Linked DNA regions of Homo sapiens: all the other regions are linked to region 1. Evidence: read pairs that join two places in POLR2A ChIA-PET (ENCODE). Cell type or tissue: GM12878. All regions are shown on one strand.

The links. Peaks named below come from ENCODE experiments on the same cell type or tissue, not always from the same donor. Only the 100,000 strongest peaks of a DNase experiment are listed, where the experiment ranks them.
Region 2: POLR2A ChIA-PET joins it to region 1 with 7 read pairs; 5 of 35 experiments call an interaction of 5 or more read pairs at or near these places.
Region 3: POLR2A ChIA-PET joins it to region 1 with 6 read pairs; 2 of 35 experiments call an interaction of 5 or more read pairs at or near these places.

What each region holds. Positions count from the first base shown.
Region 1 is chr19:14,367,481-14,372,480 of GRCh38, reverse strand. No RefSeq gene overlaps it. Among named protein-coding and RNA genes, the nearest start is that of LINC01841, 6.0 kb to the right of the region's middle. RefSeq lists an enhancer at 1,619-1,688. In GM12878, no CTCF peak of the experiment used is centred here; a DNase peak (open chromatin) is centred at 2,620; H3K4me3 peaks cover 1,101 bases; H3K27ac peaks cover 3,808 bases.
Region 2 is chr19:14,198,666-14,203,665 of GRCh38, reverse strand. All of the region lies in intron 1 of ADGRL1 (adhesion G protein-coupled receptor L1), which reads left to right. Among named protein-coding and RNA genes, the nearest start is that of ADGRL1, 5.0 kb to the left of the region's middle. In GM12878, a CTCF peak has its summit at 3,280 (motif pointing left); no DNase peak of the experiment used is centred here.
Region 3 is chr19:13,984,525-13,989,524 of GRCh38, reverse strand. The region is part of intron 2 of RFX1 (regulatory factor X1); the gene reads left to right. Among named protein-coding and RNA genes, the nearest start is that of RFX1, 19 kb to the left of the region's middle. RefSeq lists enhancers at 1,611-2,501, 3,317-3,366, 3,393-4,284. In GM12878, no CTCF peak of the experiment used is centred here; a DNase peak (open chromatin) is centred at 2,914; H3K4me3 peaks cover 1,300 bases; H3K27ac peaks cover 2,568 bases.

The sequences.
Region 1 (5,000 bases):
GGGGGCACTGTGAGGACGGGGGTCTCAGAATCCTTCCCTTGACTTTCGATGGGTGGGGAAGGCCAGGGGAGGAAGGGGGCTTATTCAGGCTGGGTGCCCACCCGGGTCAACCCCTCCGCATGCCTCTGGGCCTCTTCTGTTGTGGGCTTGTGGGTTCCCGAGAAATAGGGCCACAGATGGCACTGACGGTCCCAGCCAGTCCCAGAAAGAAGCGATGGGAAAGCATTGGTGAGAATCAACCCATCCCCAGGGCTCTGTCCCTTGGATGGAGGTCTCCCTTTCACTTCTTTCCAGGCATAGAAAACAGTTTGCGGCTCCTCAAAAAGTTACGTGTAGAGTGACCCTGTGATCCAGCCATTCTGCTCCTGAGTATACACCTGAGAAAACTGAAGGCAGACACTCAAATGGATACTTATGTTTATTTTATTTTTTGAGATGGAGTCTCACTCTTGTCCAGGCTGGAGTGCAGTGGCGCGATCTCAGCTCATTGCAACCTCCACCTCCTGGGTTCAAGTGATTCTCCTGCCTCAGCCTCCCGAGTAGCTGAGATTACAGGCACCCACCACCATGCCCGGCTAATTTTTGTATTTTAGTAGAGAGAGGGTTGCACCGTGTTGGTCAGGCTGGTCTCAAACTCCTGACCTCAAATGATCTGCCCACCTCAGCCTCCCAAAGCGCTGGGATTCCAGGCATGAGCCACTGTGCCTGACCTCAAACAGATACTTATACACCCATGTTCATAGCAGCACGGTTCACAATTACCATAAAAAGCGATTTTTAATTCAACCATAAAAAGGAACGAGGCTCTGATCCATGCTACAGGGTGGATGAACCTTGAAAACATGATACTGAGTGAGAGAAGCCAGACACAGAAGGTCACATAGTGCACGATTCCATTTATATGAAATGTCCAGAATAGGCAAATTCATAGCCAGAAAACAGATTGGTGGTTGCCAGGGGCTGGGGAGGAGGAATGAGGAATGAGTGGTAATGAGGACGGGGTTTCCTTTTGCGGTGTTGAAAACATTCTGGAACTAGATAGAGGTGATGGTTGCTCAACGTAGTGAATGTACTAAATGGCGCTGAACCATGCACTTTAAAAGGGTCTATTTTATGTCATGTCAATCTCACCTCCATAAAAAAAAAAAACAAAAACAAAAAAAAAAAACAGGCCGGGTGCAGTGGCTCATGCCTGTATTCCCAGCACTTTGGGAGACCGAGGCAGGAAGATTGCTTGAGTCCAGCAGTTCAAGAGCAGCCTGGGCTACATATCGAGACCTCATCTCTACAAAAACTCCACAAATTAGCTGGGCATGGTAGTGTGCACCTGTAGTCTCAGCAACTTGGGAGGCAGAGGTGGGAGGATCACTTGAGCCTAGGAGGCAGAGGTGGCAGTGAGCCGAAATCGCACCACTGCACTGCAGCCAGGGTGACAGAGTGAGACTCTGTCTCAAAAAAATAAAATAAAATAAATACATAAATAAAATAGACCAGGCATGGTGGCTTATGCTTGTAATCCTAGCACTTTGGAAGGCTGAGGTAGGTGGATTACTTGAGGTCAGGCGTTTGAGACCAGTCTGGCCAACATGGTGAAATCCTGCCTCTACTAAAAGTGCAAAAATTAGCCGGGCATGGTGGCGCATGCCTGTAATCCCAGCTACTCAGGAGGCTGAGGCAGGAGAATTGCTTGAACCTGGGAGGCAGAGAGGTTGCAGTGAGCCGAGATGACGCCACTGCTCTCCAGCTTGGGCGACAGAGCGAAACTCTGTCTCAAAAAAAAAAAAAAAAAAAAAAAGAAGTCTGAGTTTTTCACAGCTATATCTCTGACACCTCTAAACACTTCAGTCGTCGCTTTCGGTTTTTAATTTCCTTCCCCATTTTTTTTCTTTACTTTTTTATAATGAGACAGGGGTCTCATTATGTTGCCCAGGCTGGTCTTGGACTCCTGAGCTCTAGCGATCCTCCCGCCTCTGCCTCCCAAACTGTTGGGATTACAGGCGTGAGCCACTGCGCCTGGCCTATTTCTTTCCCTTTTTGTCTCCTTTCAATTTTTTTTTTTAAACAAAAAGAGCAGTCTCTTTGATCCAGAGCTTCACTGGAGGGTGAGGCTGTGGATCCCAGGGTCCTGCGAGTGAGCGACTCATTATATTCTACGCCTGGGCACCTCCCTCTCCCTACCCTAGTCCCGGCTCTTGAGGCTTCAACCAGGCGACAGCAGGAAGCAAGTTTAATTTCACCCCCACCCCTACAAATATAGGTCCTTTTGCTGTTGCTTTCTACTTATGGAAATGGCCCTGGTTTCCTTTTGTTTCCTTTTGTGGTGGTGGCATAAAAGTTCCTTCCCAAATAAATTCATTTAAGTTTTTTTTTTTTTTTTAAAGGAAAAGCAAGTTGATTGAAGGAAAAATCTGTGGTCCGGGGAGATGTTCCAAATCCTGGAGGTGGAGAGGAATGAATGACGTTTGTGGCTTGCAGATCAACTCCCCGCAGCGGGCGTGACGTTGTCACAGCCAAAATTGTCCTCCACGCGCTGCTACGGTGAGTCAGGGGGAGAGGGGCCCCTCTGGGCAGACGGCAAAAGCCATTTTTGAGTGTACAAGGAGGCATTTTTCTGACAGCATTTCCTGTCGGTACCCTCCTATCTAGGGGCAAAAGTGTCACTGGGGCTTTCTGGGGCCTTTGGTGTGGGTCTTAGTGACAAAGTTCAGTGGCAATCTGGCATTCCCCTAGTGGAATTGTCACTCCCACGACAGCCTCTCATGCCCAGCTTCTGTCCGGCCCGAGGAGCCAGCTCTGGGCTGCCTGCTATCCACGAGGTCAGGCGGCCCTGACATTGGCAAGGAGATTGACACCCACACTCTGTGCTTCCTTTGAAACAGAGTTGTTAAAATTCCAGGCCAGACAAATGTCCAATAGGCCTATGAAAAGATACTCAAAGTCACCAATCATTAGGGAAATGCAAATCAAAACCACAGGCCAGGTGCGGTGGCTCACGCCTGTAATTCCAGCACTTTGGGAGGCCGAGGTGGGAGGATCACTTGAGGCCAGGAGTTTGAGACCAGCCTGGGCAACATAGCAAGACTCCATCTCTATAAATAAATGAATAAACAAATAAAAACCACAGTGAGATACTACCTAACACCCATTAGGATGGCTACTATCAAAAAAACAGAAAATAGGTTAGAAGTGGTAGCTCACAACTGTTATCCCAATGCTTTGGGAGGCCAAGGAGAGAGGATCAGTTGGGCCAGGAGTTCAAGACCAGCCTGGGCAACAAAGGAAGACTTCATTTCTAAAAATATTTAAAAATTAGCTGAGCATGGTGGCATGCACCTGTAGTCCCAACTACTTGGGAGGCCGAGGCAAGAGGATCGCTTGATCCCAGGAGGTCAAGGCTGCAGTGAGCTATGATTGCACCATTGCACTCCAGCCTGGGCAACAGAGTGAGACCCTGTCCAAAAAAAAAAAAAAAAAAAAGCAAAACAAAACAAAACCCCATAAATTGAAACCATTGTGGGCTGCTGGTGACAATGTAAAATGGTGCAGCCACTGTGGAAAACAGTATGGAGAGTCCTAAAAAAATTAAACATAGAGGCCAGGCATGGTGGCTCATGCCTGTAATCCCAGCACTTTGAGAGGCCGAGGTGGGTGGACCATTTGAGGTCAGGAGTTTGAGACCAGCCTGGACAACAATACAAAGATTAGCCGGGTGTGGTGGCAGCTGCCTCTAATCCCAGCTACTCGAGAGGCTGAGGCAGGAGAATCGCTTGAACCCGGGAGGTGGAGGTTGCAGTGAGCGGAGATCGCGCCACTGCACTCCAGCCTGGGTGACAGAGCAAGACTCCATCTCAAAAAAAAAAAAAAAATTAAACATAGAATTGTCATATGATCCATCAATTCTACTTCTGCATAGACACCCGAATTGAAAGCAAAGTTCAAAGAGACATCTGTACACCTATGTTCACGGCAGCATTAGCTAAAATAGCCAAAAGTTGAAAGCAACCAGTCTCCATGGATAGATGAATGGATAAACAAAATGTGGTCTATCTATACAGTGGAATATTACTCAGCCTTAAAGAGGAAGGAAATTCTCGTACATATAACATGAATGCACCCTGAGGGCATTATGCTAAGTGAAATAAACCTGCCACAAAAGAACAAATACCGTATGATCACATTTACAGGAAGTAACTAAACTTGTCAAATTCATAGAAACAGAAAGTAGAATTGTGGTTTCCAGGAACTGGAGGGAGGAGGAACGGGGAGTTGTTTTGTGGATACAGTTTTAGTTTTGCAAGATGAAAAAGTTCTGGAGATGAATGATGGTGTCAGTGGCAACTATGAGAATTTATTTTTTCTGGTTTTTGTTTTGTTTTGTTTTGAGACGGGGTCTTACTCTGTTGCCCAGGCCGCAGTGCAGTGGCACAATCTGGGCTCACTGCAACCTCTGCCTCCTGGGTTCAAGTGATTCTCGTGCCTCAGCCTCCCAAGTAGCTGGGATTACAGGTGTGCACAACCATTCCTGGCTAATTTTTGTATTTTTAGTACAGCCAGGGTGTCACCATGTTGGCCAGGCTGGTCTCAAACTCCTGATCTCAGATGATCTGCCCACCTCAGCCTCCCAAAGTGCTGGGATTACACGTGTGAGCCACTGTGCCCAACTGAGAATTTTCTTTTCTTTTTGAGACTGAGTCTCACTCTGTTGCCCAGGCCGGAGTACAGTGGCTCAATCTTGGCTCTCTGCAACCTCTGTCTCCTGGGTTCAAGTGATTCTCTTGTCTCAGCCTCCCAGTAGCTGGGACTACAGGTTCACACCACCGTGCCTGGCCAATTTTTGTATTTTTAGGACAGACGGGGTTTCACCATATTGGTCAGGCTGGTCTTGAACTTCTGACTTCAAGTGATCTGTCCATCTCAGCCTCCCAAAGTGCTGGGATTACAGGCATGAGCCCCCACGCCCGGCCTGACAATTTTCTTAATGTAACTGAACTGTACACTTA
Region 2 (5,000 bases), 170 kb after region 1:
GCCTGCCCAGGGGAGCCCTTTCTCCTGGGGGGCCTTGGAGGACCCTGTGGGCACGTTGGGGAGGAGCCTACAGGCGCCTCAGCTGCACGGGAGTGTGTTTGCATCCAGCAGTTTGGGCTCCTGGCGGGTGGCCTCTCCACCTGCATGTGAGGCTGTGTGACGCTTGCATCTCGGGGCGTCTGCGTCCTCCCTACCCTGCCAGGCTGGTGGCAGAGCATGTGTTGCTTCAGCCCCAGCGCAGGCATCTCGGTGGGGAGGGTGGCAGTGGGTGCCCCTCAAGAGGAACGGGAGGAGTGGGAGCACTGCCATCCCCGCCAGAGCATCGTCTTTGCCCTCCACCCCCTCCTTTCTCCCTGGCGAGACATGTGGCCAAGGACACACAAGGCTCTCGTTTCTGTGTGGGTTCCTCTCACGGATCTGATTTCCAGATGCCAGACACTTCCCCTCCTCCAGCCCCTCTGTGGGGAGGCAGGGGGAGGGGCTCCTGAGGCGGGGGTTCCCTGGGTCTGAAACCCTGACCCCAGTGACCCTGAAGGTGCCGTGGCAAGACAGACAGCTCCTCCCAGGCTGGGTTTGGGGCAAAGTGGTTGCTATTGGGCACCCTGATGGAAGGGGAGAGACGGGTCCTGGAGTGAGGTGGGAGGCCAAGTAGAAACATGGAGGGGGTCCCGGTGTCCCCAGAATCCAGATGTCTGTCTGTCTGTCTGCACCTGTGCATAGGTGTCCTCTGCCTGTGTGGCCTGGATGGTGATCTAGCCAAGGGTGCATGTGGCCACGTGACCATCAGACTCATCCGGTGTTCATAAAGGTCCCTCCTGTGCTGGTGTTTGTGTTTTGCAGAGGGGGTGGTCATGCTGGGGGAGGCAGGGCTGCAAGAAGGAGTAGCTGTCTGTGTGCACACATGGGGCTGTCTGCATCTTTTGTGCACCTGCAGTTGTGTGCTCAGGACTTCTTGGAGCAAGGCTGGGTGCACCTTGTCATGCAATCTGCACACACTTGCCTCCCCACCCAGCACCATGCAGGGGGCGCCATGGGGGGTGGTGGCCATGTCCTGTCCTCATGGAGCTCACACTCTAGCAACACATATGGGGTTTCCATCAAAGCTCTCCTATCAGCTGGGCGTGGTGGCTCATACCTGTAATCCCAGCACTTTGGGAGGCTGAGGCGGGTGGATCACCTGAGGTCAGGGGCTCGAGACCAGCCTGGCCAACATGGTGAAACCCCATCTCTACTACAAGTACAGAAATTAGCCAGGCGTGGTGGTGTGCACCTGTAGTCCCAGCTACCAGGGAGGCTGAGGCGGGAGGATTGCTTGAATCCAGGAGGCGGAGGTTGCAGCGAGCCGAGATTGTGCCACTGCACTCCAGCGTGGGCGACAGAGCGAGACTCATTCTCAATAAAAAAAAAAAACCCAAAACAAAAAAGCAAAACTCTCCTGTCATGTGAGTTGGGGAGAAGGCATGTGTGTCTTCTTTTCGAGGGTAGCCCCAAACTCTGACTGCAGTAGCCCACAGGCTTGGACTGTCCTGGGGTCTGGCCCTTCATGGTCTTTCTGGGCCATCTCCTCCCTCCTCGTTGCTCGTCCAGTGTGCTAAGTGTGATCCTACCCCGGGGCGTTTGCACTGGCTGTTCTGCCACGGAGGACCCTTCCCCAGATATTTTCGAGGCTTTTTCTCCCCCACCCTCTTGAAATATCACCTCCCCAGTAACGTTTACTCCCAGGCACCTTCTGCAAAGTCTCAGCTTCCCACACCCCTCCTGATGTTCAGTACAGCGGACGGCTTTTCACATAGTCTGTAATTTCCTGATGTTCTGCGCTTGTTTGTTTACTGTCTGTGTCTGTGAGGAGGATCCAAGCGCGCGAGGATGTTGTGATTTGCTTTGCTTTGGGAATCCCAGGTGTCAACAGTCATCACTGGCCCACAGTGTGCGTTCAAGAAGTCTTACCTGACCCAGGTGTGGTGACTCACACCTGTAAACCCAGAATGTTGGGAAGCCGAGGTGGGAGGATTGCTTGAGGACAAGAATTTGAGATCAGCCTGGGCAACATAGCAAGACTCGTTTCTAAAATTTTTTTTTTAATAGTTGGGCATCGTGAATATGTACCTGTAGTCTCAGCTGCTCAGGAGGCTGAGGTGGGAGGATGGCTTGAGCCCAGAGGTTTGAGGCTGCAGTGAGCTATGATTGCACAAGTGCACTCCAGCCTGGGCGACGAAGCAGGATCCTGACTCTTAAAAAAAAAAAAAAATGCCCCTGCCTTCACTGTCTCCTGTTCCAAAATTTGGGGGGAGATAAAAATTCAATAAATAGATGCCCAGGCCAAAAATAACCTTGCCCCCCCCCACCCCGCCAAAAAAAAAAAACAAAAAAACTCAGAATAGCCAGTGCCCCTCCCTCAGAGGCTAAAAATACCCTGCAGGTCACAAATGATCAGGTCAGGAAGCCAGATGGATTCTCCTTCTTATCCCTTGAGGAGGTGAGGGGTCCGGGGCTGGCTTTCCCAGACAGGATTTCCTAGACGATTTCCATTACTCCTGACTTCGGCACTGCATCATTCTCTGTGGGAGGCTGTCCTCTGTACTATAGGATGCTCAGAGGCCACCCTAGCCTCTTCCCGATGGATGTCAGTGACACCTCCAGCCCCACAGTCGTAACACCTCAGAAAGTCTCCAGACATTGCTAAACATACTGGGATCAGGGGCAGAATTGTCCTGGGTTGGCAGTGATGGCTGTAGAGTAGAGGTTGCCAGTGGGAAAAAGTGGCCCACGCCTGTAATCCCAGCACTTTGGGAGGCTGAGGCAGGAGGATCACTTGAGTCCAGGAGTTCAAGACCAGCCTGGGCGACAAAGCGAGACCCCCTTCTTTACAGAATACAAAATTTAAAAATTAGTTGGGCATGGTGCCGCACGCCTGTCGTCCCAGCTACCCGGGAGGCTGAGGCAGGAGGATCACTTGAGCTGGGAGGTCAAGGCTGCAGTGAGCTGTGATCGCGCCACTGCATTCCAGCCTGGGCAACAGAGCAAGACCCTGTCTCAAAAAAATATATACGTAAATAAAATAGAGTAGAGGTTGGCTGACTTTTCTGTAGAAAGCCCGATGGTAAATCCTGCAAGCTTTGCGGGCCGCAGACGGGTTCTGTGGCCTGTTCTCTTTTCTCTTCTTCTCTTCAGTCCTTTAAAAATGTAAACACCATTCTTAGCTCACCAGCTGTACAAAGGCAGGCGGGGGCCTGACCATGGTTGGCCGACCCTGCCCCAGAACGCCCCCTAGTGGCTTCTGGGAGTGAAGGCTGGGCAGAGGGGCGGCCCCATTTGGGGAGCAGTTGTGTGTTTAAAGTACAAGGCGAGTCCTGCACAGTCTGTTCCCGGCACCTCCCTGCTCTCACCTCCTCCCACTCTCCTCACCAGCTCACAACCCGCTTCCTCGATGCAGCTGCCACCGTTATTCAAACATATAGGCACGGTCCAGCCCCAGGGCCTTTGCACGGGCTGTGACCCTGCCCAGGATGCTCTTCTAACTCTCCTGAACTGAACACCTGCGTGCTCCTCTCTCAAATTCACAGGGGTTTGCTGAAATGTCATCTTCTCCAGGGGAGATGGCCTTTCCTGATCATCCTGTTGAAAATTGCAACAGCCGGGCACAGTGGCTCATGCCTGTAATCCCAGCACTTTGGAAGGCCGAGGTGGGTGGATCACCTGAGATCAGGAGATCGAGACCAGCCTGACCAACATGGTGAAACCCTGTCTCTACTAAAAATACAAAAATTAGCTGGGTGTGGTGGTGAGTGCCTGTAGTCCCAGCTAATCAGGAGTCTGAGTCAGGAGAATCGCTTGAACCTGGGAGGCAGAGGTTGCAGTGAGCCAAGATCACGCCATTGCACTCCAGCCTGGATGACAGAGCAAGACTCTGTCTCAAATAAATAAATAAAATAAAATAAAATTGCAACAGCCGGGCACAGTAGCTCGTGCCTGTAATCCCAGCACTTTGGGAGGATGAGGCGGGAGGATCGCTTGAGTTTGAGACCAGCCTGGGAAACATAACGAGGCCCCCATTTCTACAAAAAAATTAAAAATTAGCTGGGCACGGTGGCACACGCCCTGTGGTCCCAGCTACTTGGGAGGCTGAGGCAGGAGGATCCCTTGAGCTCAGAGGCTGTGGTGAGCTATGATCCCACCACTGCACTCCAACCTGGGCAACAGAGTAAGACCCTGTCTCTAAAAATACGATTAAAAAAAAAAACACACACACTCCCAAACCCACACACACTCATAGCCACTTTTCCTGGCTTTATCTTCTTTCACAACACTGGTACGCTATAGAATCGACTTTTTTGTACCCAGCCCCTCAGTGTCTGGCACATAGAAGATGCTCCAAAAAAGATGTGTGGAATTGCCGAAAATTATTTCTAACCCCCACAGCCACCCTGGGAGGCTCTCGTTCCCCAGCTCCCCCGTGGAGAGACAGAATTGAGAGGAGTGACGTGGGTGTCCTGTCGTGCTGACATGACGGCGCACAGCCTGGATTTGAACCTGCAACTTAAGGGCGCTATGCCGGAGGCCTCTTCTCTCCTGCCCTGCTAGGCACCATGCCCCTGTCTCCTGGTCTTACCCTGCCCCTTACCTGCCAGCATCTGATGAGGCAGGGGGATCCCGCCTCTGTGCCCTCTGCTCGGGCCCTAGCTTCTAGAACTCTTTTCAGCTCTGCTCTGCTGAGCTCAGAGTGCAAAGGTTGGGGCTGGACAGTGAACACTTTGGAGTGGAAACAGACCACAGGCCACTGTGGTGTGGACGTGCCATGATGGTGAGCGCAACAGAGTTGCAAGTCAGGGAAGGCTTCCCGGAGGAGGGGGCTTCCCAGCTGCAACCTGGAGGGGGAGGAGGGGTATGGTGGAGGGGAAGGAGCATCTGTGAGAGAGAGGGGCTGCCCTGAGGTCAGACAGAAGATGGTGGCTCAAAGGGGAGGAAGGAGAAATGTTTCACAACTGCATGTGGAGAGAAGC
Region 3 (5,000 bases), 380 kb after region 1:
GGTGGTGGGCGCCGTAATCCCAGCTACTTGGGAGGCTGAGGCAGGAGAATCGCTTGAACCCAGGAGGTGGAGGTTGCAGTGAGCCAAGACTGCACCATTGCACTCCAGCCTGGGCAACAAGAGTGAAACTCCGTCTCAAAAACAAAAAAACAAAAACAAAATGCAAAAATGCTCCACACACCCTGTGCCCCTACTAGCAAATGTCAAGCCCCTTCAACTCTGGCCTGCCAGCCTCCCAGCCTCGCCCACTTCCACCCATCCCCTCACATACCTGGTCCAGCCCCTCTTGCCTTCCTACAGCTCCACAAACCCGCCAGGCTCAGTCCTGCCTCCTGACCTTTGCACTCTCGGTACCCTCTGCCAGGAGCACTCCCTGCCCCAGACCCTCTGGGAGCTTGCCTCTTGTCTCCCTTAGGTCGCTGCTCAGACACTACCTTTCTGACTCCACACCTCCCTGCCCCTACCCCCATTGCTCACTCTCTGTCTTCTTGTTTGTTTGTTTTTGAGACAAAGTCTCGCTGTGTCACCCAGGCCGGATGCAGTGGTGCGATCTCAGTTCACTGCAACCTCTGCCTCCTGGGTTCAAGCGATTCTCCTGCCTCAGCCTCCCGAGTAGCTGGGATTACAGGGGCGCACCACCACACCAGGGTAATTTTTGTATTTTTTGGTAGAGATGGCGTTTTGCCATGTTGGCCAGGCTGGTCTCAAACTTCTTACCTCAAGTAATCTGCCTGCCTCGGCCTCCCAAAGTGCTGGGATTATAGGTGTGAGCCACTGCGCCCCGCTGGTCTTCTTAACACTTAACACTACTTGAAGTTACAATAATGGGATGGTGGGGGTGCCCACCTGCAGGCAGGGCTCTGTCAGTGCTCAGTCTCTGTGGAATGACTGAGGAGCACCAGCCTGACCCAGAACAGCCTAGAGGAGCACCTAGCACAGCCATCATGTCCCATCAGCTCCTGCATGGCTGACTGTTTGCAGGAGGCCTCGCATGTCACCAGTGGATGGCTCTGCTTGGCGCCCAGAGTGTCTGATGGGTCCTGATCCACGCCCTGGGTGTGGGTCTTACCTGCTTCAGGGTCCAGGCTCCCTAGAGCCAGGGTCTGGAGTGGGCACACAGCTCCAGGCTCCACCACTCCCCAAGTCCTTCCACTCTTGACCTTGGCTTCTCCAGCTCTTCCCGCACTCCCTCAGGGGGGCCCTGGTGCTTCAAAGTCAAGACCAAGTCCCCGCACTTTGGGAGGCTGAGGCAGGCGGATCACCTGAGGTCAGGAGTTCAAGACCAGCCTGGCCAACATGATGAAACCCCGTCTCTAATAAAAATACAAAAATTAGCCCGGCGTGTTGGCGTGTGCCTGTAGCACCAGCTACTGGGGAGGCTGGGGCAGGAGAATCGCTCGAACCTGGGAGGTGGAGGTTGCAGTGAGTCGAGATCATGTCATTGCGCTCCAGCCTGAGTAACAGAGCAAGACTCTGTCTCAAAAAAAAAAAAAAAAAAAAGAGCAAGAAGTCAAGAGCAAGTCAAGAGCAAGGCATGGTCTTTGGGTCAGACAGAGCTAGGCCGGACTCTAAGTAGCTGTTAGGCATGGGGAGGTGGCCTCTGTCTCCCCCATCTTGGTAGTGTTCCCAGGAGGGTACTCTGTACCCATGAGGGCAGGCTGTAGCAACCCTGCTGTCCACAGAACTCTCTGGGGCTCACTTTGGTCAGGCGGTAGCTTAGTCGCCTTTCACAGTGGTCCCAGGGAATTTCATTTCCCTGCCACTCCACATTCTGGCAGGTGCCAGCCTGTCCCCAGAAGGGTCACTGGGCAATGCTTCCTGGATTTGTTCTGAGGAAGAGGAGGTTGGCTTGTGCCCTGCCAGCTGTCCCCTCCCCCACCCCTTGCAGTAACTCCCCAGCCTTCCTCCCTGACCCTCTGCCAGGTTAGCGTCCTTCCTCATCTAAGGGTGGCCGGGGCCACGTGAGCGCCGGGGAAGCAGGAGTAACTGACACCAGTGAAGGCTGCCACAAGGCACCTAGGACTTCTCCCAAGCCAGGAGCAATCGGAGCTGACCAGGGACCCAGGGAGGTGGCAGGGAAGAGGAAGGGAGGGGCCTGGACCCAGACTTGGAGCCTGGGGCTGGACACCAGCCGACACCAAACCAGACACAGCTCACCCAGCCCCGGTCCCTGCCTGCCCTGCCTAAAGGTGACTTTGGAGGTGGTAGGAAGGAAGATCAAGTTTCCCTGGTCAGGAACAATACTAGATCCATAAATCCCTGTCCTCAGAGGCCATCAGACTCTCCCAGAACCCAAGGCGGAAGGAGAGTGCTGTGGGCTCTGGCAGCCACTCCTGGGAAGGTGAAACCGAGCCGGCCTGCAGGGAACAGGGGCCGCCCCGAAGGAGGGGCCGAGTCCGGCCCTTCTTCCCTGCTTCTCTCTCACTTGGAGTTCTAGGGGGGCCAAGAAGACTTGTGTCCAGACAGAGAAGTGGAGTGTGTTTGTCAGCATTCCCAAGCACAGATGGGGAAACTGAGGTTGGAGCAGACAAGGGATAGAGGACACTGGGGGCAGCAGGGGCCCCTCCAGGAGCCCCTGACTGACATCATCCCAGGGAGCCCAGGGGCAGGAGGCAGAGGGTCAGGTGGCCCCATCTGTCTATGGGGAAGGGGGCCAGGCCCCCAGGGTGGATGCCAGGAGTCCAGCCTCTAGGGCCTCCCCTGGGCTCCCCCAAGTAGCTCATTTAAGGTTTGAGTAGGTCTAGATGGGGAAGTGCGGGGCCCGGGGAGGATGGGTGCCCACTTGTCAGAGTCATTCCACTGCTCAGAGATGTTAATGTGTCAGATTCAGAGACAGGAAATCGGCCGCCGTTTCCTGAGACAGTGGGGGCCTCCCTGGCCTCCTGCGCATGCCCAGAGTGGCGATCTCCGGCAGATAGATGCAGACGCTCGCTCGCAGACTCAGTGCCACCCCCCACTTCCCCTCCTGGCTTCTCCTCCCTGAAACACAGCGAGGGCCAGACCCAGTGGTGGAGGGGCCCTGCCCCGGCCGCAGGCAGACAGGGATGGCTGCACAGGAAGCCCTCATCCGCATGAGTCACTCAGGCTCACCTGTTAGCCTCGTGGCGCATCCCCTGGCGCCCTCCTGGGCTGGCAGGCGGGGTCCCAGCCTTGAGGGCTACCCCAGAGGCAGGAGACGGGCAAGGCTGCTTCCTGGAGACAGCCACCTGGTCTCAGCAGGTCCCCAGGCCTCCTCCTGCTGTAGGTCCTGCTCAGCGACCAGCCCCTGAGCCCTGGAGAGGGTGGGGGGCCAGCCCCCCACTCCCTGCCCACCTTGAGCTTCCTGGGTGAGACACCATCCCTTAGGCTGGGCCTGAGTCCTTGGACCCCACGGACCCAGGTGTGCAGTGCCGGTCACATGACTCGGGGCTGTCTCGGGTTTCTCCCAGGAGGGGCCCTCTCAGCAAGGGCCTCCTCCCTTATGGCTCAGGGCTGGGAAGCCTAAAGCAGATGCCAGGGAAGATTCCAGCAAAACACAGGGATTAGGGCCTGTGGAATTGGCTGCACAGGTAGCTGGTCAGGCAGGCATGGGATTGACCAAATGCCCCACAGCCCACATGCGGCTACGCGGAGGCCTCCCCCAACACCTCCCACATCTGGCAACCCCCGCCCCCAACACACACTCCTGCGCTCTGCCCTTGACTTGGCCTTTGCATCTGCCCTGAATAGCCCTCCTGCCCTGTCCAGGCCCCTCTCCCTCCTGTGCCCTGCCTGGACAGCCGAGACCCAGTCTGGATACTTCAGACTTTGAGGGGTCCCCGTAGACCCCCAGCTTACTTTCCTTCCTGTGCCCATATACCCAAGTTCACACATCACTGCCCTTGGGGCGCAGCCCAGGCAGAACCAGTGACTCCGGTTCCATATGTGGTATGAGGTTCGTGTGGGCCCAGAGGGGAACCTGCGTCATGGCCTGCACGGTGGATGGTGCATTTGACCTTGGACAGATCACTTCCTTGCTTCTGGTCTCTGTTGCCTTGTCTGAAAATGGGTAATAAAAGCTCTTACTGTCAGCCAGGTGCAGTGGCTCATGCCTGTAATCCCAGCACTTTGAGAGACCGAGGCGGGCGGATCACTTGAAGCCAGGAGTTCAAGAGCAGCCTGGCCAACATGGCAAAACCCCGTCTCTACTAAAACCACAAAAATTAGCTGGGCGTGGTGGCGGGTGCCTGCAGTCCTAGCTACTCAGTGGGTTGAGGCAGGAGAATCACTTGAACCGGGAGGCGGAGATTTCAGTGAGCAGAGATTGCGCCACTGCACTCCAGCCTGGGCAACTGTGAGACCCTGTCTCAAAAAAAAAAAAAAATCCCGGAAAGCTCTTACTGTCAGCCAGGCACAGTGGCTCACGCCGGTAATTCCGGCACTTCGGGAGATGGAAGCAGGTGGATTGCTTGAGTCCAAGAGTTCGAGACCAGCCTGGGCAATATAGCAAGACCCCAGTCCCTATTAAAAATACAAAAATTAGCCGGACATGGTGGTGCATGCGTGTAGTCCCAGCTACTTGGGAGGCTGAGGCAGGATAATTGCTTGAACCCCAGGGGACAGAGGTTGCAGTGAGCCAAGATCGTGCTACTGCACTCCAGCCTGGGTGACAGAGCGAAACCCTGTCTCAAAAAAACAAAAAAGCTCTATCTCTGGCTGTCCAGAGTCTAACATAACACCTAGTGTGCCAGAAGCAACACTAGTGTCTGCAGTGATAACTCCTTGCCCGTGGCCCTTCAGTCCTGCCGGGGGTCGGATAAACCCCTCTAAATCCCCAAGAAAGGTGGGCCTGGGACCTTGGCTCCTTGATGGTGGAGGAAGGGCAGGTACATGTCCACCCCCAGCCCCACCTCGGCCTCTGGAGCTGCTGGGGGTATGCCAGGTCACATGGAGGGGATGGGATGGATGGTGTCCCAGCTGGGGTGAGGGTCTTCTAGCCAGCGCCTCTTGGGAACACTCGCCTCTACCCCCAGCACCCCTGC